Regions from separate parts of the Mus musculus genome. Here all the other regions are linked to region 2. The links are chromatin loops, found by intact Hi-C in ENCODE. Cell type or tissue: gastrocnemius. All regions are shown on one strand. Links, peaks and the distances in the headings refer to the core of each region. The heading gives the core; the rest is flanking DNA.

Region 1 (11,066 bases), core at 2,696-7,695, 150 kb after region 2:
GGTACACGCACACAAACATATTCATACATAAAGAAATGTAAGATTTGACTTCTGGGTCAAAGCCATGGCAGTGGCAAATTCAAGTCCAGTTAATCCAGTGGTCTTCTTTGATGTTAGCATTGGCGGCCAGGAAGTTGGTCGAATGATGATCAAGCTCTTTGCAGACGTGGTGCCTAAGACGGCAGAGAACTTTAGGCAATTCTGCACCCGAGATCAGAAAAGATGGTGTTCCGATAGGATACAAAAGAAGCACCTTCCACAGGGTCATAAAGGATTTCATGATTCAGGGTGGAGATTTTGTTAATGGCGATGGCACTGGAGTCGCCAGTATTTACCAGGGTCCATTTGTGGATGAAAAATTTAAACTTAGACACTCTGCTCCAGGCCTGCTTTCCATGGCAAACAGTGGTTCCAGTACAAATGGCTGCCAGTTCTTTATCACATGTTCTAAGTGTGATTGGCTGGATGGAAAGCATGTAGTGTTTGGAAAAATCATTGACGGACTTGTAGTGATGAGGAAGATCGAGAATGTTCCCACAGGCCCCAACAATAAGCCCAAACTGCCAGTGGTGATCTCACAGTGTGGGAAATGTAATCTAGACAAGACGGAACCAGGTCCTCTGCTGTGTTGATGTGACATTCTCCCTTGAGTCTGACAAGCTGGACTGGCCTCTGTGTTTGCTTCCCTGTCTCCACAGTATGCGATCCAGGACCCGGAAGTATCACAAATGAGAACCAATCATCCTGTTTACATTTTGGACTGTAAATAAAGGAATTTTTAAAAAAGAAAAAAGAAATGTAAGATTTTGAAGAGAGGATGAAAACGAATTTTTGGTTTTTATTCATTTGTTTGTTTTGTTTTTAAGATTTATTCAGTGTGTCTGGATGTTTTGCCTGCTTGAACGTCTGAGTACCACACTGGTGCCCTCAAAAGGTCAGAGGAGGATGTTGGGTCCCCTAGAACTGGAGTCACAGAGAGTTGTGAGCTACCATGTGGGTCCTGGGGACTGAGCCTGTCCTCTCTCCGTGACAGCAGCAAATGTTTAACCCCCGTGTCACCGCGTCACCCGGTCACCGTGTCTGCTCAGCCCTCCATCTTTTTTTGAGACAGATTCTCATTCAGTTCAGGCTGACCTTGAACTCCTTAAGGAACCAAAGTTAGCCTTGAAGCTGCGACCCTCCTGTCTTCATCTCCCAAATGCTAGGATTGCATGCCTGTCCCACCATGACTGTTTACACTGTACTGGATATGAACCCAGGGTTTGGCGCACGCTCGGCACGCACCCTACCAATGGAGCTACACCCCCACCCACCCCATTCTTTTTTGTATCTGAATAAAACTTCACTGCATGGCCTATCTTATTCATGTATCTGAGCTGTTCCTCACTTAGCTGTCATGAGCAGTACTGCTCTGAGCATTAGTGCTGAGTTTCCTGTGTGAATGTTAATTGCTTCTCTTGGGTTTAAGCCCAGCACTGACGCAGCTCACATGCCAACGCCAGGCCCGGCACTGACGCAGCTCACGTGCCAACGCCAGGTCCCGCACTGACGCAGCTCACGTGCCAACGCCAGGTCCCGCACTGACGCAGCTCACGTGCCAACGCCAGGTCCCGCACTGACGCAGCTCACGTGCCAACGCCAGGTCCCGCACTGACGCAGCTCACGTGCCAACGCCAGGTCCCGCACTGACGCAGCTCACGTGCCAACGCCAGGTCCCGCACTGACGCAGCTCACGTGCCAACGCCAGGTCCCGCACTGACGCAGCTCACGTGCCAACGCCAGGCCGGGCACTGACGCAGCTCACGTGCCAACGCCAGGCCGGGCACTGACGCAGCTCACGTGCCAACGCCGGGCTTTACTTTTCCCTCTGAAGAGTTTTAAACATTTTAAAATTTACTCTTAATTATGTGTGCCAGACAGAATGTGCCTGAGAGTCATTGCCCTCAGAGACCAGAAGTCACATGTCCAGGAGCAGGAATTGTAGGCAGTTGAGAGCCACCTGATCTGGAGCTGAGAACTGAACTCAGGTCCTCTGCACCCACAATGCTCACTCCTAACTGCTGAGCCCTCTCATCAGCTCCCTTATCTCCTTCTCCTCTTTTGTGGAGACACCATCTTACTATGTAGCCCTGGCTAACCTAAAAGTTACTATGTAAACTAGGCTGGCCTCAAAAATCACAGAAATCCATCCCGCCCCTGCCCCTGCCCCTGCCCCTGCCCCTGCCCCTGCCCCTGCCCCTGCCCCTGCCCCTGCCCCTGCCTTCTAAAAGTTAGGGCTAAAGATGTGTGCAGCCATCACCACACTAGATGCTGTTCTTGTTGTCCTTGCTCCTCTTCCTCCTCTTCCTCTTCCTCTTCTTCAAGATTTTTCTATAGGTAGCCAGGCAATGGTGGCTCACACCTTCAATTCCAGCACTCAGGAAGCAAGGGCAAGCACATCTCTGAGTTTGGGGCCAGCCTGGTTTACAGAGCAAGTTCCAGGACAGCCAGGACTACATGGCCAGAGAAACCCTATATAGAAAAATAGATTTCCTTAAAACATATTGCTTAGTGTTAGAGAGATGACTCAGTGGTTAAGGCACAGGACCTGGGTTCAGTTCCCAGCACCCATGTCAGGTGGCTAAAAACCATCTGTAACTCCAGTTCCAGGTCCAACAGCCTCTGGGCCCCTCGGGTGGCCCACGCCTGCCCGTGGTGTATATAAACTCCTTCAGGCACACACATAAATAAGCCTACTGTTCTGCATTGTGATCCCTGCATATGAATCTGCAGGAATCATGCACTGCTGTAGGCTGCATCCTACAACGGGAAGCACTGAGCCACAGGACATGGACACTTAGGATATCAACAGGCACCACATGCAAGCACCAGCACTCAGCCAGCACGGACTTCTGATCTGAGTGGTGAGTGAAAGGACCAAGGCGCCTGCCAAGTACCGAGAAACCAGAGCTGCCTCAGAGGCTCAGGGAAGCAAGGTAGGGTCTGGGGTTGAGTATGTGGCAGAGCTGGACTGCTGACTGGCATAGCACTAGCAGACCTCTGCTGCCACCCAGGGGATGCCACCACTGGCACAATTGAAATAGAGTTGGTGTAAGAGGCTGGAGAAGCACAACAGCCACAGTTGTGTGCATCAGTAGAGCAAGCCTTCATTTTAGAATCCATGGAGTTGCTGCCAAGTGACCTCAGATGAGTGGCATCACTGCTGATCTGGAATTCATCATCCTGTGGGCATTTCTGGCTTTGAACTCCATGGTTCCTGACAAACAACAGAACTCTCTGTGAATTCAGATGGCTTTTCCTGTTCAAGTTTTTGCTTCTAGTGGAGGGTTCTCCCTCATGCCCTAGAAGCGGCTAGGAGGTTCTGATTTCTACTGGTTTGAACCAAACAGCTCAGTCCAATCCAGCAAGCACTTCCTAAGATTCCTGGGTCAAAGCCTTTTTCACGTGAATAGTTACAGCAGCTTCCTGATCAGGCTCCCGACCTTTGTGATCCATACAGTAACTCACGGAGCAAAAGAACCAAGAGGCAAAGAGACTGCTGGAGTCCTGTAGCCCTGCAGGTTCTTTATTGCCAGCCCCACAGATACATAGCTCATGTGTGTGCTCTGCCACCACAGGCCTTCGCAGGCCTAGCTTCCCCCCCAAGCAGTGTCACTGTTGTTTGTTGTAAGGAGCTTTGAATTTCCTTAGGGTTCTGGGAATCTAGCCCAGGCTCTAGGTACATGTTAGCCAAGCACTTTATTGTTGTGGCCAGGACTCCAGCCTTCGCTTTAGTCTTGTCTGGTTAATTTCCTGGAGGTGTCTAGTCAGAGTTAATCTTACCAGATTTCCCTGACTTTTGTATAAAATAGCACTTGCAGGGGCTGGAGACATCTTCAGAGACATGCTTGTAACCATACTTTTTGGCTACTTTATTGGGTTCTTGTTTTGTTTTGTTTTGTTTTGGAGACAGGGTTTCTCTGTGTAGCCCTGGCTGTCCTGGAACTTACTCTGTAGACCAGGCTGGCCTCAAACTCAGAAATCTTCCTGTCTCTGCCTCCCAAGTGCTGGGATTAAAGGCGTGCACCACTTCACCAATCCCTTCTAGCCCACCAACATTAGGTAGGCAAAAAAGGTTAGAAGGGGAAGGAGGCATAGACCTCTTTATACTACTTCCTGCTGGTTAGGGGCATTGAGTTTCTAGAGGCAAATCCAACTGGTGTCATCAGGATAACTCCAACCAGCAATACAGCCGAGAGCTAAAGCAGCAAACACAACAGGAAGAAGCAGCGAAGGGAGGGACAGCTGCCATCACGTCCAGAGCTCTGGCATCTTTATACCTTCTCAAGAGTGCCCAGAATAAGCCAGGCATGGTGTCGCACGCCTTTAATCTCAGCACTCGGGGGGGGTGGGGGTGGGGGTGGGGGGCAGAGGCAGGCAGATTTCTGAGTTCGAGGCCAGCCTGGTCTACAAAGTGAGTTCCAGGACAGCCAGGGCTATACAGAGAAACCCTGTCTCGGAAAAAAAAAAAAAAAAAAAAGAGTGCCCAGAATTTCAAAAGCAAACTATCTTCAGCTGGCAGAATCATGCACCTGCCAGAGCATGAGACAAATCATAGTCAGCTGCTGCGGAGGATCTGAAGCAGCCCCATATCCCACACCTGGGATTAAAACAGAAACATATTCACATAACATAACTTTTTAAAATATTTATTTATTTTATGCATATGAGTATTTATTTTATGCATATGAGTACACCACCGTTGCTTTCTTCAGACACACCAGAAGAGGGCATCAGAACCATTACAGATGGTTGTGAGCCACCATGTGGTTGCTGGGAATTGAACTCAGGACCTCTGGAAGAGCAGCTGGTGCTCTTAACTGCTGAGCCATCTCTCTATCCCCATAACTGGGTTTTTAAGAAAGCCAAATTCTCACTACAAGTGCTTGCAAGTGTGCATTTAGACCCCCAGCACCCATGGAAAAGCTGTATGTGGCAGATAGAAGGTGCCCATATTCCCTCGCTCTGGTGAGACAGAGACAAGCTGATTCCTGGAGATCACTGGTCAGTCTAGCCAAATGGGTAGATTCCAGTTTCAATCAATCCCAGCCCTTCCCTCTCACTCCCCTTGCCTCCTCTATTGTCTTCATAGTATTTATCACAGCTCTCCCGAGATCTGTTTATCCTTCATCCATCCATGGACAACACACACACACAGCACCATGAGCTTCAGGGCAGGAAGGACTGTTGCTCAAGGTTGGTTCAGATTGGGCCTTTGAGGCCTCCTGGGGAGATGATGAACTTGTCTGCAGACAGAGTCTAGAGGCTCTCAAGCCTTGAGTTTGTTAAGAAGAGGCAGGGCAGCCGGGCAGTGGTGGCACATGCCTTTAATCCCAACACTTGGGAGGCAGAGGCAGGTGGATTTTTGAGTTCGAGTCCAGCCTGGTCTACAAAGTGAGTTCCAGGACAGCCAGGGCTACACAGAGAAACCCTGTCCCCCCCCCCCCCCCAAAAAAAAAAAAAAAGAAGAAGAAGAGGCAGGGCTTTCCCACTCAAGGTCTCCTGTAAAGCCTTAAACAGGGCTTTCAGAGATTGGTGAGTTCAGAGAAGGTGTGTGATGGGCTGTGCTCATCACACAAGAAGCAGAAAGACAGCTTGGGACTTGGGACCTCAATCTGGGAGTTGTGATTGAGTGAGGGGAAACAGGCCCACTCCATGAAGATCTCCATGCAGGTGGTTCCTCAGAACTTCAAAGCTCTGTTTGGAACTTGGTCAGGTGGGTTACAATATCCCCACAATAGAACAACTCTGCCCTCTGGTGGCCACCTTAGGGGCCGAGCCACCTCAGGACTATTTAGCCAAAAAGGAGAAAACTCTCTACTTGACCTAGCTTCCATATAGACATTTTAGAAGGTATAACATATGGGACTTTGAAAAAAAAAGTCAACTAGATGTCTGAATGCACAACTTTAATCCCAACACTAGTGAAGCTGGGGCAGGACAACCAGGAGTTCAAGATAGCTTGCCTAGGATACATAGTGAGTTCAAGGACAGCCTGGGCTACATGAGATCCTGTCCCTAAAGAAATAAGGGGAAGGGAATAATAATTACAGAAATCACATTATCTGAGCATGATGTGCACAATCCTCGGAACTCGGGAGGTAGAGGCAGGTCTGCAGCAGGCTAGATGCCAGCCTAATCTATACATGAGCTCCAGGTCATACAAGGCTACATAGCAAGACCCTGTCTCCAAACAAGAGCAGGACATTGTACAGCATGCCTTGAATCCCAGAACCTGGGAGGAAGAAGTAGGTGAATCTCTGTGAGTCTGAGGACAGCCTGGTCTACACAGCGAGTTCCAGAAGCTACATAATAGAGAGACCCTGTCTCAAAAATACCAACATACAAACAAACACCACAGGGCCTGGGGAAGTGGTTCAGTGGTTAGAGTGCTCCGTTCCTAACCTGTGGTTCCGGAACCTGTGTTCCGTTCCAAGCACACATATGGGTGAGTACCTATAACTCCATCTCCTAGGAATTTAACACCCTCTTGTGACCTTCTGAACACACACACACACACAAATTAAAAACAACACAAATCAAATCATCTTTTGAAGGTTTGAGGGCAAGCACTCACAGGCACGAATGTGCCACTGTGCTTGTGTGGTTAGAGAACATGAATTTCCACAGTTTCAAGTCTCTACCTCCCATCTCATTATAAGAGCTGGATGATAGACTCTGTGGGATAACAGCACACGAGGCTCAGGGACAGGGATCAAACTTAGATCATCAGACTCATATGCTGATATGGAGATCCTCTGAGCCATCACACTGGTACTTTGATAGGTGGAAGGCATCTCTCTCTTTTTCTTTCTCCTTCTCCTCCTCCTCCTCCTCCTCCTCCTCCTCCTCCTCCTCCTCCTCCTCCTCCTTCTTCTTCTTCTCTCTCTCTCTCTCTCTCTCTCTCTCTCTCTCTCTCTCTCTCTCTCTCTCTCTCTCTTTCTCTTTCTCTCTTTTTCTTTTTCTGACAGGGTTTCTCCATGTAACAGCCCTGGCTGTCCTGGAACTTACTCTGTAGACCAGGCTGGCCTTGAACACACAAGAGACACACCTGCCCCTGACTCCAGAGTACTGGGATTAAAGGTGTGCACCACCACACATCACAGCCGGCTCTCTTTACATCTGCCCACCACAGCAGGCCCTGTTCAGATCATTTTTATACCCCTGATCCTCCTGGAGTTTTCTCTGTGTTTCATTCCCAGTCAAGTATTTACAGAGCACCCACCGCATTGCCGGTGCTGGCTAGTGATAGAGGAGATAAAACTCCGAATGCAGCTTCTTTCTCTTCTGCGTGTAATCATCTTGTGCTTTTCTGCCCTGAAATCTTCACTCCGTGTCACAACCTCTATTGTCACACACTTGGCAGGAAATCATTGCTAATGGCCACAGGCAGCCTCCGAGCGACTGCCCTCAGCCATTTGTCTAGTAAACAGCCCGGATAAGTGGATGCTGCTTCAGATCAGAAGAAGGCAGAAGGAGGGATGTTTGGTCTCCGCAGGAGAGAGCTCAAGATGGTCATTACTGCCTCCAGGCCCTCTGCCCCATGCTAGAGAGTTCCAGCAACAGAGTCCGTCAAAGCACCCGATACCCAGAATCCTTTCAACCACACCCACCTGCAGCGGCTGTGCTAGAACAGTGATAGACAGGAAGGTACCAGGAGCCTGACTTAACCCAGGGACCACTTCCCTGTTAGAAGCTTGTGGTGAGAATTTCCCAGGCCTGGGATGTGGGGCTGCTTCAGGTCATCCACAGCAGCTGACTATGATTTGCCTTGTGCTCTAGCAAGGGCGTGGATTTGCCAGCTGCAGATAGTTACTATGATTGTGTGGCCTTTGGAATTCTGAGGACTTTTCAGAATAAATAATAAATGCTAGAGCCCCCCGTGGTGGGGGCTATTGGTTGCTGTTAAGAACTCACATGCAAAGAAGAAATAAGAAGAAATTAGATGTCCTGACATCTGAGAGATCAAACTCACAGGAAGTAGTCTAATGATAATGTTTCCTCCTTTCCCCTCAGTTCTGTTGTCTCTTCTATCTAGTGTTCAGAGGTCAAAAGGAAGAAAAGGAGTGAAGGGTGGAAGGAAAAACCCACAAAGAGAGCCAACGTCTAGTTATTCAAGTTGGTAAGGCAATCCTAGAAATTCAGGAGGCAGAAGCAGGAAGATCAAGAGTTCAAGGCTAGCTTCAATATAGCAACCACAGCCAACTTAGGCTACACGATACCCTGCTTAAAGCATTTTTCAGAATGATCCCTTGTAATAAACAGTTAGAAAGCACACTGGATGAGAAGAATGCATTCATACTGCCAACACAAGAAGGGCTGTTTAGAAATGTGTTAATGAGAATCCTATAAGTCCTCTCTAGATGAAAGATGTGAACTTGAAAGATATAAAGGCTTGAATAAATACAAAGATACATGTTGGGGGATGTTTTCTGTGCACCATGTATTCCAGTGCTGATTTCTGTACCTGAGATCTGGTTGCAGTCCAGACTTGGGTGTTGCCATTATTGTGAAGAATTTCCTGACTCCGTTTTTTAAAACACGTTCTCCATCATCTTCTGATTGGTCAATATAGAGCTGGTCAGCCTATATCTAGCTGGGCAGGAGAAGAAAAGGCAGGATTTCTGAGCCCAGAGAGCCAGGGAGAGGGTTTCAGCTGGGCTCTGAGGAGTTCCCACTGGGACCCGGGGTCCACGGTGGCAGGTAATGGCCACGTGACTGGGAAGTAGGCCATTGCTGCATAGTCCGCTTAAAAGAGATCGGTAACCGCCCAGCTATCGTGCAAGGAACTTATTAACAAATATAAAGGTCTCCGTGGCTTTATTAGGGAACAAGGGAGGGCATAGGAAAAAACCCATACTTTTGTAAATACATTTTGTTTTGGCCAAAAGAAGCATTCTGTGACCAGGGCAGTAGGGAAGTGTGTAATCCCAGTATTCTGGAGGTAGGTGAAGAATTGGGAGTTCATGGCCACCCTTGGCTACAGAGAGAATTTGTAAACTACACATGATTCTATCTTAAATAATGGGCACGGTAGCTGGGCAGTGGAGGTGCACAGCTTTAATCCCAGCACTTGGGAGGCAGAGGCAGGCGGATTTCTGAGTTGGAGGCCAGCCTGGTCTACAGAGCGAGTTCCAGGACAGCCAGTGCTACACAGAGAAACCCTGCCTCAAAATAAATAAATAAACAAATAAATAAAAATTTAGGACACGATGTTTTACACAAAGAAACTCTGTCTTGGAAACCCAAATAAAATTTTTGTTTGTTTGGTTGGTTTTTGGGTTTTCAAGACAGGGTTTCTCTGTGTAACTCTGGCTGTCCTGGAACTCACTCTGTAGACCAGGCTGGCCTGGAACTCAGAGATCTCCCTGCCTCTGCATCCCGAGTGCTGGGATTAAAGGTGTGTGCCACCATGCCCGGCTAAATAAATAAATTTAATTAATTAAATAAAAGGTGGCATGTGTATTTTTCTCCCAGAATCTGGAAGATGGAGGCAGGCAGATCTCTTTGGGTGTGTTGGAGTCCAGCATGTTCTACGTAGTGAGATCCCAGTTAAAGAGGAGGAGTGGGGAGTGATATGTGTGAGGAAATGTTTCCCTGGGATAACCTATACATTTGCCAGAAATGTATTATCACAGACAAAACCTTCTGTCTTGTCTTCCCCTTCCCCATGCAGGACTCTTTCTCTGCAGAGCACATGATGATTCGATTATGTTGTATGAGTTTTATGTTGCTCTCCCATGAGGCTAAGAAAACAACACTGGAAGTCATCTGGAAGATAAGTGAAAAGTGGTGATAAACCTCTTACCAGGTGGTAGAAGTAAAGTGTGAACCTGTGGCAAATGAGGCGACTTGGCCCGAGCTCAAAAATAGGCAGGAAAATCAATAAGACACACCGGTTTGGAAACAGATCCACTATGTGTGGATGTTCACACTCTCAAAGTGGCCCTAAATCATTGGGGAAATGGTCTATTCAGTAAGCAGTGCTGGAGACAGGTGACCCTGCAGAGAGCAATTAAATATGGACGAAAACCTCTTTTCCTTTACGTTAGACTTAATAGTGGGCAGGTTCAAAATGGAACCCTCAAAATGGGAGCACAGAGTGTGTAGAGAAGAAGTGGGGTATGCATGTATTAATCTGAGTCTTTAAAATGTAAAGCTCCCCCATTGAAAACAACACAGCTAGGCAGTGGGAAATACTTACAGCGGGGTGAGAGACAGTATACTAATTTCCTTAACTACAAAGAAGGACCAGAAATCCATGAAGCAGTCAGGGGGAACCTAGAAGACAGAGTGAGAGAGATCGATGCAGGACAGAGGTGCAGAAAGCCCAGCTCAGCTCTCCGCTGTTAAAACACAAATTAGAATGAAAGGCAAGTGTCCAACAAAGACACGCGGAAGTGCTCTGGGGGTGAGATTAGCTGCGGAAATGGAAATTGCTGGAGCCTTTAAGGGTGGCGATTTGACCAAAGCCATCAACATTTCAGCTGCGTGTGCCTGCCTGGCCAGCAATTCCACTTCTAAGGATTGATTTCTCTGCAGCATTTTCTGTAAGAGTAAAAAACTGCTAGAGTGGAGGTGGTAGCCTGGGCTGGGTGATTTGAAAGAGCTCTGACACCTGCTTTTAGGAGAACAAGGTTCTGAGAGCCAGGTTGGTCTGTAAGATTACATACAGATAGGTCAGTGTAGCTATACATATACATGCAGTGGCTACCCAGAGAGAAGCATCCTTGTGCTTGAAAATGCTGGATGGGGGTAGTAAAGTCAGTTGGTTCTAGGCTGTAGGCTAGAGCCTGGCAGTGAGGGAGACACCCTTCTGGGCTCCCACTGAATACGCTGCGGGGATTTCTTTCTTTCCTCCTTTTTTCTCTTCCTTCTTTCCTTCCTCTCTCTCTTTCTTTCTCTTTCTTCCTTTTCTTTTCTTTTTTGGTTTTGGTTTTGGTTTTTCGAGACAGGGTTTCTCTGTGTAGCCCTGGCTGTCCTGGAACTCACTCTGTACACCAGGCTGGCCTCAAACTAAAAAATCA
Region 2 (11,066 bases), core at 3,738-8,737:
AAGCACACTTGCTGGTCAGGCCTGCTTCCGCCTGTCCTAAGCTGCTCCAACTGTCATTCGGGCTTTGGGTTGGCCTGCTCAGGTCTGGCCTGGCAGGCACCGAACACACTGGAAGGCTGACAGGATGGCACCACAGACCTGAAAAAGTCCCTTAGTCCTGTCTTTTCCAATTTATCTTCAGAGCTTCTATCAGTGCAACCCATGCACACACAGATGCAGGCTCTCTTAGGACACAGCCTGAGCATCTATGAAATACTCAGGCCAGAGGAACAATATACTTACTTTGTGACTCCATAGTCAATCCCGATGGTTGCCAGGTATTTAGACACAAATCTCTTCTCACAGTAGCGCTTTATAATACAGCTCTAGAAAGTCAAAAGTGCATGCGTTTAGTAATACACACTGGAAAACATTGGAAACAAGCACACTTCTTCACTAGGGCTTCCTCAGTCACTCCAGTGAAGATGGAAACGTTTTCAAATGCAACAACTGGCTGACATGGCAGTGGATGCCCGGAGAAACAGCAGTTTCAAGAGATCGAGGCCAGCCTCAACCACATGAGTCCCTGACTCAAAACTAAAACAAAAGACACGAAGAAAACAAAAACTATATAATGTACCTGAAACAAGTATAAAAAGTGAGGCATTTATTTCTTTGTTTTAAGAGGGTTCCTGGCTGGCCTGGAACTAGCTATGTAGATCAGGCTGGCCTTAAACATGTTTCTGCCTCCCTAGTACTAGGATTAAAGGCACATGCCACCAACCAGGCCACAAGTCATGATTTTAAAGAAAAAAATTTTACTCTTACCTTCATACTAAATATGGATGTGTTTTCAGTTGTATTACCCATTGCTGTGATCTCGTCTTCTGCACCTCTTTCCCAGCCTCACACATTCAACACCATTAAAGTATCCACATCCAGCCTTGACTCCAGCCTTGACTCCCTCCGAGACCCACGTCTTAGCATCTCCTGATGGCCTTGCCTATGTCTAGCTGTTAATCGAGCCATGATCCCTCCAGTGAAAAGGATCAAAATATTAAAAGTCATATTTGATTCAGGGCCTAAGTCCTCAAGTCTACATGATAATTATCTTTACTGCCAATTCTAAAAACAAAAACCCATATAAATAAAATATATTACATTTCCATAATAGAATACATTTCTACAATATGAAGAACATACTGGCTGGGTGGTGATGGCGCACGCCTTTACTCCCAGCACTTGGGAGGCAGAGGCAGGCAGATTTCTAAATTTTTTTTTTTTAAAGATTTATTTATTTATTATATGTAAGTACACTGTAGCTATCTTCAGACACTCCAGAAGAGGGCATCAGATTTCGTTATGGATGGTTGTGAGCCACCATGTGGTTGCTGGGATTTGAACTCGGGACCTTCAGAAGAGCAGTCGGCGCTCTTAACCACTGAGCCATCTCGCCAGCCCCAGATTTCTAAATTTGAGGCCAGCCTGGTCTATAGAGTGAGTTCCAGGACAGCTAGGGCTATACAGAGAAATCCTGTCTTGGGAAAACAAAAAACAAAAAACAAAAAAACCCCAAAGAACATACTGATATATGCCACATATATAAAGATGCACCTTATACAAATTATACTAAGTAAAAGAAGGCTGTAGTAAAAGATCACGTAGATCAATAGATATGGCTCTATTCACATGAAATATCCAAAATAGGCATGGATTCATGGAGGCAGGAAGTGGGCTAATGGTTAGGGGAAGCAGGGAGAGCCTGTTAATTGCTGGGGTTTTTTTCCCCTCCAGGAGACGATGAGAATATTCTACAATTGATCATGATAATGGTTTCATAACTCTGTGAATGAAATGAAAATCAGTGAGCTATATTTTTGAAATAAGTGAATTCTATGTGAATTATAGCACATGAAGGCTTTTATTTTAAATATTTTTATTTCATTTTAACTGTGTGTATGTGTGTATGTCTGTAGATACATGCACGTGAATGCAGGTGTCAGTATAATGCAGAAGAGGGTATCAAATCCCCTAGAGCAAGATACAGGCAGCTGTGGGCCACCCATTTGACACAGTTGTTGGGACTGAATGCAAGAGTAGCAAGTGCTTCTAATTGCTGAGCTGTCTCTCAGCCCTCATTAAGCCTCATTTAATTCAAGAATTTTTATGGTTTTCAATCTTCGGGGACGAAAAAAGTTATTTCTAATATTTTCCCCTCCAATTTGATTGTGATTGTGTGTGTGTGTGTGTGTGTGTGTGTGTGTGTATGGGGTATCATTCCCCAGTGGTTATCCACGTTCCTTTTGGAGACAAGGTCTCCGTGGGACCTGAGGCTTGCTGATCAGGCTCCTTGGTCGGGGGTCCGGGGACCCAGCAGTCTGTGCTTGCCTACCACTGGGATTAGCAGTTTTCTGCAGGACTCCTGGGAACAGAACTGCTATTCACACTCACACTGCACCAACTCACAATATTCCCAACTCTCCTGCCTTTGTAAAACAGAGCTGGAAAATAGTCAATAGTCAATAAATGTTAATCTTCAGCAACTGTTTTGTTAACACATACATGAAGGTCCATATGTAGAACGGGAGCACGCTAAATTGTATAACAGCAATAAACACTTCCTGAGCATCTTCTAGCACAGAGCACTGGCTTACATAGTAGTATGCAAACGCTCCCATTAGAGGTCTTCTGCGTTTGGTTTAGTGAAGACTCCACTTCGGATGCCTTCCCTGTCTGTCGACCTTGGGAATTCTTAACCAACAGTTTCCCAACGTTAAGGGAAGAAAACGAGTAACTGGCATCTAAATTCATTTAGGAAAGGCCTCCCTTCCCAGATGAGAGGAAGTTTAGTAGCTAATAAGCAGCAAATGATACAGAAATGATACACTCAGAAAGATGGTATTTTTTTAAAAAAAAAGACTCCTCCGAGAAAAATGGACGTGACAATACAAAAAATTAAAAACACAAGATCTAGGGCTGTCAGTGCATGTCCCCTGAAACACACTAGGTTGTTGTGCTCTGGTGGTGGGAACATAGACTCCAGGCTGTTCAGGGCTACATTTTTTAGAATCTAACACCTCCCTGGCATCTCTTTAAACAGCAAGGCTGGCAACCACTCTCCCCAACCCGCAGGACCTCGTCCCCTCTCAGGGGAAAAACAGATTTGGTATGTAAACTGATCATTCGACATCGGAATCTAATTACTACCTTCAAATTACAATCAAAGATCAGAGGCCACCCTGACACCTTTTAGGGACAGTGACGTCAGTAAAGAGCCAGCAGCCCAAAGGTCAAAAAGGTCAAGATAGTTTTCCTCTGGAGGCCGCAAGCCCCAGTGAGCTCAGGATGCTAAACTAAGCAGAGAGGAGGCGGAGCTTCAAGCTTTTGAGTGGCGGCTCTCCTAGCCAATGGGAATGTCGCTCTCACAGCACGCGGAGGTCCTGCCCTCGCAGCACGCGGTACTCACTTTCCCCACTTCGGCGTTGCCCATGGAGATGACTTTGATGCGGAGGGACTTGGCGGGCTCCTTCCTCTTCGGCACGTTGGTCTCCATCGCCCTCGCTCTGCCGGGGCCGCGGGTTGTGGTGTCCTTACGCACCCAGCCAGCCTGGAGTCCCTCAGGCCTCCTCGCCCAATGACGGAGCCGCTGTGCTCGTCACCACCCTGGCTCCGCGGCTCGCCATCCCCACCGCTGCCTGGCCGCGGACGGACGAGGGCGGTTGGGAAGCGGCGAGCCGCGGAGGGCGAGCGGAGTCTCGCGATGACTGCGCGCCGTGACGTCATTGCGGGGCCCGGGAGGACTGGGTCTTGGGGTCCTGTTGGGCCAGTGCGGCCCGGTTGCAGGCGATTGGGGTTTCTTTGCCTGGCATCAAGATTGGTCTGTACATGGTGGCAGAAATAGAGCGGCTGTCACGGGGAGTTTTTGACATTTAGTGTAAGGCCCAGTCATGCCAAAGGCTTTTTTTTTCCTGGAATCTTCACCGATGGGTGCCTCTGCTGCCATCCTCCTCTCCGTCAGTACAGTGACTGCAGACTACAGTTTCTGCAGAGGACTGAGCCCAGGATCACAGTGGATTCTGCGGATGTCCCAGTCACCTAAAGATGGTATCCGAGCAAACGCACGCTTTAATTCTGGCACTCAGGAGGCAGAGGCAGGCGGATCTCTATGAGTTCAAGGCCAGGTGGAGCTATATTGTGCAATCCTGTTTCAAAATAAATATATAAAAACCTTTATGTATAAATTGTACATGTGTAGAAAGCTTTATGTAACTTATGCACATCCTCAGCCTACTTGTGTCATCTCACATTATCTGCCCCACTGTCTTAGGGTTACTGTTGCTGTGAAGAAACACCATAACCAAGGCAACTTGGGGAGAAAAGGGTTTAACTTGGCTTACACATCAAAAAAAATTTGGACAGGAGAGATAGGAAAGGAAGCTGGGGGCAGGAGCTGATGCAGAGGCTGTGGAGGAGTGCTGCCTAGTGGCTTGCTCCTCATGGCTCCGTTCAGCCTGCTTTCTTACAGAAGTGAGTTTCTTGGCTTCTACCCAAAACCCAAGAAAGCCAGCATAACTACTCAATACAAAGTAAATGCTATTACAATGTAAATATCATTCTTATGTAAATAGTTGTTAGTCTATATTGTTGTCCTTTAGGGAATAATCACACACAAAAAAGTATCTGTTTAGTACATAATCACCCCTCCCCTGATTATTCTTAATGGACGGTTGCTTCAATCTGCAGACAGCCTGCAAAGGCTTCATCGAAGAAGGTAGCATCAGATGAGAATTGGGAGTCTGACCCTGGTTCTGGAAAAGGACCTTGAACAAGACTCTTTCCTGGTTGAAAACCAGAGTTGCCTTTTGGAGCAGAGGCAGTGTGTGTGTGTGTGTGTGTGTGTGTGTTAATTTTCCCTCTCTGGCATCAGTCTAATGGCCCCCATCCTCAGGAGGAAGACTGGCTGGATAGTTCTTAAGGTTTGTCCAGCTCTGTGATGGTGTGGGATTCTCACAGCTGCCAACATCCAGGCTTAACCCAGAATCTTGTTCCCTTTCCCCTTACCTGACAAGATAAGGTAGATAAGGTAGAATCATAAATTTTACGATAACTTCTTATGGAAAGCAACTGTTAGAATGAAAGTCAGTCTGACAGACACACTATTCTTTTAGTCAATAATTTCAGTTACAGATGTAAACAGAGATTGACAAAGATGGCTGACAATTTCTCAGTAATCCCAAGGTGAAGGTTTCTGCTCCCACAGGGCTTTAAACATCTTAAACCAAGTCTGGGAAGACACAGTGGATGACAGTAGTTACTTTAAGTCAGTTTCAAGCATGCTTAATTTAAAATATTAAATGCTTTTTTTGAAGAAAAAAAAGATAGAACCTTTTCCAATAATTGGCATAACAATGTAATATGTGGCCCTGGGAAATACTGTAGGAGATGTAAACTGCTGTGTTTCGGCACCATCTGATCTGTTATTTCTCAGCTACTAGTGAAATGAGCCAATTCAAACCAGATTGGAATATATTAAAGGCAGGGTCACTGGGAAGCTGCTCTCAGGCAGGTGACTTCACTGGCCCCAAGAAAGGAGGCCAGGGAAGTCGCCATGGGGAGAGAGAGGGGAGGGGTAAGAGAAAGAGAGAAAGGGTACCCATGCAGGGAGAGAAGGAGAGGAGGAGGAAGAAGAAGAGGAGGAAGAGGATGGGGGCAGGAGAGCACCAGCACAAAACATCTGGATTATATAGGGAAGAGCCTCTAGGTTATAAATTTTCAAGGCAAACAGTGAATCATGACTACAAAAATACGCCTTGGTGCTGTTTGCAATTCTAACAGCAGATGGCGCCACATCCCTGTCTATGCCATATTGAAGTTGCAGTTTAGGTATCTGTGAATTTAAAAATGGACTAGGAACTCAATCTGATAGAGTTTGCTTGAGAGGCACACTTGCTTGTATTTGAGTGGCTACTAAATTATTAAGGTATAGGTATTTAATGAGTTTGCACCTAGGTATTTCTTTGAGCCAGTATACTCTGTGTGTGTGTTTGTGTGTGTGTGTGTGTGTGTGTGTGTGTGTGTGTGTGTGTGTGAAAGAGAGAGAGAGAGAGAGAGAGAGAGAGAGAGAGAGAGAGAGATTAGATTAAAGGAACCACCAGTAACAAATAAAACTAAGAAAGGTTGACTTAAAACATAGTTCATACTCAAATTTCATGTGTGTGTGCATGTCTACATGTGTGCACACCCCGGGGGTAGGGGTGGAATTTACTATGGAGGTTGTGTTCACTATTTGTACATATATGCACACACATTTTCTCAGTCATTTGAAATTAATTTATGAACTTTTTAAACCCATAAATACTTCAGTATGTATTTCTAAGAAATACATACAGCCATCCATCTTACCTTTGAGACAGGATCTTTTACTGAACTGGCTCACTGGCTGGTCAAAGAATTCTGGGGACTCCAGACCCTGTGTGCTGGACAGAGCCCTATCCTGAGCGGCACCCCAGGCCTCCTCTACTCTTCCCTGTTTCCACCACTTTTGAGCATTTTCTTGCTCTTTGGTATAACAAACCTTTCCCAACTCCTTGTGTTCTTCTCAAGATTCCTTAGGTGGCATCTACACCCACGTCTTAGGTGTGCTTGCTGACACCAGCGTGCCTTTGCGTTTGGCTCCTCCAGTTGACTGAGATCACACACACACACACACACACACACACACACACACACACATCTGAATCCATATTTTAAAACAAGCCATGCATGCATTTCAGTATAACAGAAAGCATCCTGGTGGTTCCCCTCTCCTCACAACTATGTTCTTCTTACAGGGAGATCCTGGCTTCCCCAGAGTATTTGGTCATTTGCAATATATAGAAAGTTTTTCCAGAATTGCTAACTCGTCATTTCAAAAATGGAAATTCTTTGCGCTAGAATTCAGTTTTCAGAATTTATTGACAACTCTTCTTGTCCTAAACTGACAGATACCATTATCATATAGGTTCTCAGGGTAGTTGAGTTAGTTTTTTACTGTCTCCTTCAATGTGACTTAAGATTTTCTTTGGAATAGAGTTGGGTAGGGCTTGGAGAGAGGGCTCAGTAGTTAAAAGCACTAGCTGCCCTGCCAGAGGACCTGGGTTCAGTTCCCACACAGCAGCTCACAGCTGTCTGTAACCTCAACACTCTGCCACAGAACTATATCCTAAGATTCATTTTCCTAAGTAACATAGCACTAAATTATATGACTTCATGCTCTTTTTTTCCTGGTTTAAATATTTTTACACTTAGTTCATGAAAGCCATTTGAAATTTTGTTTCACTTCCTGCATTTTGGAATCATGTCTGTGACAAAATTCGTATATTTGCAAAAATAATAGAATGAGCATTCCATGTACCCATTTCCCAGCCTCAGCAGTACAAACTTGCAGCCATTTTTGTTGCATCCTCTCCCTCCTAGGTTATTTTGAGACAATTGTTCACAGCCATACATAGTTCATTATATATGTTTAAAATGCAGAGCTCGTAAGCACAAGCACAATATCATTGGTATATTACAGAAGACAGAACTAGAAGATGGTTTCTAAGGATATACACACCTCCTCCGCTTTACTCATCAACACCGGCTTAGGTGCTACTTTACGGGACCTTTTCAAATTATTGAGATAAGTTCTTAATATAGATCCAGAGATCTCTATACATAGAATCACATAGTAGCTATCCTGCTGTGACTAGTCTATTCCCCTCGGAGTCATATCTTGAAAGTCCTCCTTTCACAGCAGGACTGCTAGTCTTTGAGAGGTAGAGAGACTATATGATTTCTGTCTTGTGGATCTGGAAGGTCTTGTGACTGTATTCTGACATTATAGCACCTCTTAAACTTGGTCATGAAAGGCAATGAAATATCTGTTAAGCTTCTTGTAACTACCACCCTTGGAATTCAGCTACCAGACAAGAAGTCTTTGAAGATTATGGAGAGGACCAAGCAGGCAGGAGCCGAGACTCCCACACCCATCACCTACAGCTGAGCTCACATATGACAAGCAGCCTTACTTGCCAGCCCTGGGATTGAGCCATCTTAGAAGTGCCAGGCAATGAAAGTCTGATGCCAATAAGTAGTGAGATATAGCAGGCAGGCAGGCATGACAAGTGACAGTAATATTGACAGAAAATTGCCATTAACCCTCCAAGGAACTGGAGCCCAGGACAAGGACCTGGGAAACATCCTGGGTTGCCAGAGCCAAGTGAGAGACCCTGCCTCAGTATATAAGAGAGAGTGAGGAACACACTTGAGGTCAATCTGCACATGCATGTGCACACATGGACTTACACATATGTGAATATGCATACACACACACAAAAAAGAAAAGACTGGAGGCCATTTTTCCAGCATTGGCAGAAGGGGTAAACTGTGTTATATACAGATTGGGTCTCTCTCACTGGAAATGAGTTTGGGTTTTTCATTAAATATATATTTAAAATTATGAATATGTGTACATGTTTGCATGCATGTCAATACAAGGTACCCTAGAAAACCACAGGCATTGGGTAACCCCGGAGATGGGGTTACAGGTAGTGTGAGCCACCTGATGTGGTTGCAGGAACTCAAACCTGGGTCTCCTGCAAGAGCAGCATATGCGTTTAACTACTGAGCCAGCTCTACAGACCCAGGTTTTTTGTTTTGTCTTGGTTTATTTGTGGATATATAACCCCCAAAAACTTATAAAAAACAACTGTTTAATTATAGCAACACTAATAGCAATAATAGCACCCCTAAACCTATTTTTCTATACCCGTTTAATTTACTCCACTTCACTAACAATATTTCCAACCAACAACAACTCAAAAACTAACTCACCAAACAAAAATTAGATCTAACCTAATATTTTCCACCCTAGCCATTATAAGCACAATAACTTTACCACTCTCCCCTCAATTAATTATCTAGAAGTTTAGGATATACTAGTCCAAGAGCCTTCAAAGCCCAGGAGCATGAGGGGGACTAAATCAAACACAAATACGAAAAATTATAGCCTACTCATATATGTATGTATGTGTATATATACATACCATTATATAGACAATATATACAATAATAGAATATTATTATATAAATATATGCCATTTCTTGTGGGTAGAGTCCAAACCTAAGCATGAAATTCATTTACATTTCATATATACTTTGTACACACAACCTAAAGGTATGTGTGTAGCATACGTATATTTGCTCATGTGTGTGCAAATTTGTGTGTGTGCAAATCTCTGTGTGTGCCCATGCATGTGAAGGCCAGAAGTGCACACTGTCTTCTTTAATTGCTCCCCACCTTATTTTTCGGGACCGAGTCTCTCTCTGAATATGGAACTTGTAGACTCAGCTAGGCTGACTGGCCAGCCTCCTCCAGGAATATGCCTGCTCCACCCTCCGTGGCTAGACTTGCAGGCTCTCACTGTGAGCACAGCTTTGACAGTTGCTGGGACCAGAGAACTGACTCAGTGGTTAAGAGGACCCAGGTCCGGTTCCCAGCCCAGCATCCACACAGTGACTCTATAACTGTAACTCTGGTTCTAAGAGATGCAACACCTCTGCTGACCTACATGGGCACCAGGCATGTACAGGTGTGCACATGGTGCCTACACTTGCAAGCAAACAACCATCCACATAAAATAAATAAATCTAAAAAGAAAAAAAATTTAACTTGTACTTCTGCTGCTAACACATGACCAAGTGAATCATCTCTTGGTCCCCAAAGATAATTTTATCTACTACTCTAAATAATAATCCTACACCACAGAGTGAGCTCATAGTAAGATAATTTTATCTACTACTCTAAATAATAATCCTACACCCCAGAGTGAGTCCATAGTAAGAAGCTTTCCTATCATTGCTCAACAGGTTTTGGATTTCAGAGAATTTTAGATTTGAGATATTTGGAGTAGAGATGCTCAACCTATATATTTACAATGCAATTGCTCTTTTTGTTTTCAGTTCCTTGTTTGTTTGTTTGTTTGTTTGTTTGTTTTAGAGAGGGTCTCACTCTATAGAGGATAGCCTGGAACTTGTTATATAACAAGTTATATACTTGTTATATAGGCTAGCCTTGAACTCTCATCAACTTTCCTGTCTCTGCCTTCTGAGTTCTGAGATTACAGATGTGACCACTACTCAGGCTTGCAATTCTATACTGTTGCTACAAATTACTACCTCTACCGCTATGAGTCTCATAAGTATGATGTTGAACGAAAGAAAAAGGTAAACACAAATGAATCTGTTTAAGACAGACTAAACTCACCCACGTGTGAGGAATATGGGTATGGCTTTCTGGAAAGTGGGTGACAAGAGTTTGTGATTGCTTGCCATGTTCAATTTTTGTTGTCAGTATGGCTGCCTGCCTACCTGCGTTCCCCCACCCTCGCCCTGCCCCCACTTTCTCTCTTTTATTTTGACAGCATTTCATGGTGTAGTTGAAGCTAGTCTTAAACTTCTTTTGATCCTCCTGCCTCAGTGTCCCCATGCTACAATTACAGACACCTACCACCAAGGCTGACATGGTTACGTGGCTGTATTCACTTTGTGAGAACACAGTGGTTTGACACTTCAGTGTATTACGCTCCAACTCAAAACCATTTACAGAAACAATCTCTACCTAATTTTCAGAAGGATTTGAAAGACGACTGAGCCTGGTGTTTGTCCCTGCTCAGAGCTTCTCACGCTGCTCTTGTAACAGATCTTGGTGTCCATGGAAACCAGACAGAGACAGTATGGAGATAAGAAAGGCTCAGAGCCTGGGAAGTACAGCGTATGTACGTACAAAAGTCAGACTCCCAACAGGACTTCCCTCCCTGGGTTCTGATCCCACTCAGCCTCAGCCAGATCCCTGTCAGCAGGACTCCTCACTCGAGGTTCACTTCTGCTGTCGGTATTTATATCCCTAGACCATTTCAGCCGTGTTACTACTGCCTTCCATTTCACCCTGCCAGACAACATCCTGATAGAAATCGGATATTAAAGAGGTCTTCTCTACATGCCAGATTCTTCACACCTCACTAACTGGATGTGCTATGTTGGAACCTCAACTCTAAAAGAGAAGCTAA
Region 3 (5,000 bases), core at 1-5,000, 96 kb after region 2:
CTCCACCTCCTAAGTGCTGGGATTACAGCCCTGGGCTGCCACACTCGGTTTATCCAGCTCTGGAGGTGGAGCCCAGGGCTTATGCATGCTAAGTAAGCACTCTCGCCTCTGAGCTATATCTCCAGTTTATCAGTTTAATCTCCTTGTAGAATTGTTTGGGGATGCTAGCATTTATATCATCAGACGAAATAAATTGTGTTAGTTTTTAGCAGTCCATTTTGTAGGTGATGCTTGCTTGTCTGGGAGACTTGATTGAAATCAATTCCCTCTTTAAAGCTGAAAACGCACAGCTCAGTACAGTCTGCAGCTGAGAATGCTGCTAAAGATGAGGCCTAAAACCAGGCATGGAGACAAACACCTGTAATCCTAGCAACTGGGAGGTAAGGGGAGGAGGACCAAGTTCATTGTCAACATCTGCCCCATGAAACCCTGTCTCGAAGAGAAAGAGATGGACAGGGAGGGAGACTACCAAAATGCCGAACTTTAAACACTCAAAACTCCAACTGTAAGGTGTGATTCCAGTTTTGAAGCCAAATGTTCAGATTTGCTTTCCTGTTTCACAGCTCAGTCAAGGGGGTACTCTGTGCTTTGACCCAGGTCCCCTTCAAGTCCCAGCAAGTTCCGGCTGCTCCCTAGAGACATGGACCTGTGGCTTTTTTGAATCAAGTGCTTGGGACACTCAGAACCAAGGGGCAGCACGACGGCCTCTCACGCACATTCTCTCCCTCTGCCCGACAGTTTGTGAAGTTCGCCAACATTGAAGAGGACACCCCCTCCTATCATCGAAGCTATGACTTCTTTGTGTCCCGATTCAGTGAAATGTGCCACTCAAGCCACGATGACCTGGAAATCAAGACTAAGTGAGTACCAGGAGTCCAGGGGCCTGTGGCGCTCCCAGGAGACTCACCAAGGGGCGCTGAAGGGCTTCAGCACTGGATGGTCAATCTGTAGACTCTTCTTCCGGTCTGCTGCTGCCAGAGTGGGTGGCTGTCAATCAGAAGGGGCTCCCAGCAGATGATTCTGAAAGAAAAACTGGGGTGGGGTGGGGCAGAAAACAGGGCAAAGAATAATATACTCCTGATTGAACTTGAAGCCAGAAACAAAACCCGCAAGTGTGCGTGAACACGCAAACCCGCCACACACTCCTTGGTTTAAAACGTGCATTTGGACACCTCAGAACCTGCTCCCAATATCTACACCCATCAACACAGCCCATGTCCTCACAGTGGCTCTCCCTCACTCCATTCTCTGGGTCCTCCTACTCACTCTGCCTCCAAGGACACAGAGGACAGTCCTGCCCCCAGAACTTTCATGCAGTCCATGGATCTCATAGCTCGCCTCTGCCGTGGCTTTGCTCTCTGCTCCCGTCCATGATGCCTGCCTGGCTGTCCTCTCTTATGTCTCTGGTCCCCGTCTGTCTCCGCCCACTAGGTACACAAGGGCAAGAATCTTGTTTATTAATGTATCCCAACCAACTGGGAACCCACAAGGAGGAGCAGGCGCCGAGCCTCTGAGAGCACTCAAGCCTCTAGACCTTGACCTGGGCTCCTCTCCTGGCTGTAGAGATGCTCAGGGTGCAGGCATGCCTCCGCCTTTTTCCTTACAGGATCCGCATGTCAGGCATCAAAGGCCTGCAAGGGGTAGTGAGGAAGACAGTGAATGACGAGCTGCAGGCCAACATCTGGGACCCACAGCACATGGACAAGATCGTCCCGTCGCTGCTTTTCAATCTGCAGCACGTGGAAGAGGCAGAGAGGTGAGTGGGAGTGGGGTTCAGCTGTCAGAGCATTGCCTCACACCCAGGCTCCTGGAACACACCTAGCTTGGACAGGAAGGTAAAGGCAGCTACAAGGCCAGGAATCTTGGCTTTGTGGCTTGTTTCCCGATGAGTGGATCCTTTGGTCTGTCTTCTGCCAGCCTCTGAGCCCCTTCAGATGAGACAGCAAGAGTGGTATGGCTCAGGGCTGCCTGAGTATACAGGTAAGCTGGTCAGGACACAAGGGGACGAGAGACAGATTGTGCCAGCTAAGGAGGCTTGAAATGCCTGTTGTGGTTCTAAATGCTAAAGACTTTCCCTTGGGACTTCCCCAGCTCACTTCATGATGCCAGTTCAGACCTTAAAACATGACTGACCAGCCACAGCTACTCAAGAATTGCAGACACTGGATTTTAATCTTAGATCCTCAAAAAGATCAGACTCATCCAGTCCCCTGACCCTTACTTTCCCAGGTAGAATGGGATAGGGAGAAAGGTTCCTGTTGCTGTCCTACCTTGCTTTTGGACTTAGATGCTCAGTAAAATTGCACTTAGTTGGGTCTGGGCAGTTAAACTAGCAGAGGAAAGTAAGTGTGCCCCCTGGTGGCTATTTCTGATATAACAGCTCACCGATCTGCTTTGCTCTTAGAAGAGTTCTGTTTAGAGGTTCACTCAGATTTGCATACCATTAAGTCACCCCCTAGCCAATCACCATATGCCTCTTTCCTCTTTTCAGTTCTCACCCACCTCTTCCTGAACCTTTAGATATGTCTAGACCCTCCCAGAGACAATCCAGTCCACCCTGAAGTGTTTCTCCACAAACAACTCTGTTGTCTCCTCCAATCTTCTACTGCCAGATCCCGTACCCTGGTTAATCGCTGGCAGTCAAGACTACTCTATGACCTGCTGCAGCTTATTTCCAATTCCTGCTTGTTCTGAGCAGAAACCTAGGGCTATACAGTCCTAGCTCCCAGCTTTGAACCCCATCCTTTATCCACTTGGCTCTGTATTCACAGCCGGTCTCCCTCGCCCCTCCAAGCACCAGAGAAGGAAAAGGAGAACCCAGCAGAACTGGCTGAGAGGTGCCTGAGGGAGCTCCTGGGCCGGGCGGCCTTCGGCAATATCAAGAACGCCATCAAGCCCGTTCTTATGTGAGTTGAGTGTTGCTCTCCACCCAGGAAATGCTCTACTCCCTGGTGATGGTTTCAAGGCTTTTCTTGCAGGCTGTCCCAGCCGCCCTCCCCCATCTCCCCAGGTGAAAATAGAGGTGATGGCCTTGCAGACTTGCTACGGCCAAGTCAATCCTTTGCTGGTTCATACAGCTAGACTACCACGCAGTGGTCACCTGTGGTTTGTGCTGATTAAGAGGAGGGTAGCAAAAACTGAACAAAGGTGCTTTTTGTGTCAAGCTATAGAGCCTGTACTGTAAGCCCTTCCTTGATAGGAAACTGCCAGGGGATCTCTGGAAGTGTCGCTGTCCCTCCAAGTTCATCTCTACTCCCTCCCTCCCTCCCTCCCTCCCTCCCTCCCTCCCTCCCTCCCTCCCTCCCTCCCTCTGAGTTTCCTAGTCACCCTCCTTCCCCCATGTTTTCTCCTCACAGCCACCTGGATAACCACTCTCTTTGGGAACCCAAAGTGTTTGCCACCCGTTGCTTTAAAATCATCATGTACTCAATTCAGGTATGGTTTGTCCCTGTTCAAGCTTGGGCACAAGGGCACTTCCTGGTGCTGGACAATGCACAAAGCAGAAAGCCAGGTGTCCTCTGACTCCCCCCCCCCCCCCCAGAGACCCCCAGCTGCCACAGATCATGCTGTATCATCCGGCTGGGAAGGAATTGCAAGGAGTTCTCTGTTTAATGTTTCCTATATCCTAGGCCAACATTTATTTTATTTTTATGAAATACAATGGAAAATAATTCCTAGAGAAAATTAAATCTCAAAGAAGACAAGCCACCTGCATTCCCTGAGCGCCCCCGTTACTGCGGGTGTACTTTCCTTCTGGCCCACATCTTAGCAGCAGTGTTATCAGACAGATCTTGAATTGGCACTGGGCTGGCTCCCAGCCACACTTTGAGCTGCACTGAGATGAACCACGTGGCCTCTCATGGGCCTTGCCAGTAAAACCTGGGGACAGGGAGAAATGAAAGACAATATTTTGAAATAGATTGCTGGCCGCCTTTGAAGTAAAGGAATTCAGGGAAAATGTGCAAACACAGATTCCCTGGGATTTGGCTCCGTTTTTGTGGGGGTTGGGGTGGGGTGCTGCAAGAAAGAGAGCGAGGTCTGGGTGCCACCTGCAGTGCCCACTGGCTGTGGGATGTCATTTTGGTTCACCCTGAGCCTCTGGGTTCCAGCAGAGGGCTACCGGGCCGGGGGGCAGGGGGGGGGGTGTTGTTGTTTGGGGACCAGCACGTCTTCCTCCTCCACAGCCGCAGCACTCCCACCTGGTTATCCAGCAGCTCCTGAGCCACCTGGACGCCAACAGCCGCAGCGCGGCGACTGTGCGCGCCGGCATCGTGGAAGTCCTATCGGAAGCTGCAATTATCGCTGCCACGGGCTCTGTCGGTAAGGGGGTCCGGAGCAAAAGGCAAGGGGCGTGGGGTGGGGGGGTGTGTGCAGGCGTTAGATTTAGAGCCGATTGGCTGCGCGGGCCTGGGCTTACGGGAGAGCAGGAGGGATTCCTGTCATGATTTGTGGGTCCCTCCCCCTTGGCGCCCAGGGCCCACGGTACTGGAGATGTTCAACACCCTGCTGCGGCAGCTGCGGCTCAGCATCGACTACGCGCTAACTGGGAGCTACGACGGCGCTGTGAGCCTGGGCTCCAAGATCATCAAGGAGCATGAGGAGTGCATGTTCCAGGAGGCCGTCATCAAAACTATCGGTGGGGAAATGGGTGGGTCTGGGAGGGGCCATTGAGGCTTGAGGGATCGACTCCAGGGGAGGAGTTGTCAACGATCTGGAGGCGGGGCTAAGGAGGCAGAGCCTGTGAAACGGGGCCTAGGACGTGGTAGTGGAGATAGATCTGGGCGAGGCTTGGAAAGGGGCGGAGTCTGGGGAAGGAACTTAGTAAAGGGAAGGACCCAGTGAGGCTTGGAGAAGGGAGGGACCTGATAAGATTTGAAGAGGAATGAGGCTGTGGGGAGAGGTTGCCAGAGACCTAGTTCTCTGGCCTGAGACAGGCAGGGCCTAAGGGTTAAGACTAGGGCTGTACTGAAAGGAGAGACCCTGGCAAAGCTTGGAGAGGG

The links. Hi-C counts contacts between places; a loop is a spot of excess contacts. Peaks named below come from ENCODE experiments on the same cell type or tissue, not always from the same donor. Only the 100,000 strongest peaks of a DNase experiment are listed, where the experiment ranks them.
Region 1: a loop joins it to region 2, with 9 times the contacts of the local background. A loop is called at or near these places in 39 of 42 quality-filtered maps.
Region 3: it touches region 2 in a loop (13-fold over the local background); 33 of 42 quality-filtered maps call a loop at or near these places.

What each region holds. Positions count from the first base shown.
Region 1 is chr12:3,921,036-3,932,101 of GRCm38, reverse strand. It overlaps the pseudogene Gm9088. Among named protein-coding and RNA genes, the nearest start is that of Pomc, 28 kb to the left of the region's middle. In gastrocnemius, for the core only: CTCF peaks have their summits at 3,056 and 5,804 (motif pointing left); DNase peaks (open chromatin) are centred at 3,027 and 5,789.
Region 2 is chr12:4,075,253-4,086,318 of GRCm38, reverse strand. Dnajc27 (DnaJ heat shock protein family (Hsp40) member C27) reads right to left here and starts at 3,745. Exons shown (of 7, transcript NM_153082.4): 1 at 3,446-3,745; 2 at 283-365. The coding sequence starts at 3,532. In gastrocnemius, for the core only: a CTCF peak has its summit at 5,811 (motif pointing right); DNase peaks (open chromatin) are centred at 4,453, 5,808 and 8,031; H3K4me3 peaks cover 708 bases; H3K27ac peaks cover 818 bases.
Region 3 is chr12:3,981,290-3,986,289 of GRCm38, reverse strand. Efr3b (EFR3 homolog B) reads left to right here. Exons shown (of 23, transcript NM_001082483.1): 5 at 739-860; 6 at 1,607-1,756; 7 at 2,772-2,906; 8 at 3,357-3,435; 9 at 4,185-4,320; 10 at 4,475-4,636. Among named protein-coding and RNA genes, the nearest start is that of Pomc, 29 kb to the right of the region's middle. In gastrocnemius, for the core only: a CTCF peak has its summit at 2,362 (motif pointing left); DNase peaks (open chromatin) are centred at 2,361, 3,829, 4,439 and 4,700; H3K4me3 peaks cover 1,067 bases; H3K27ac peaks cover 934 bases.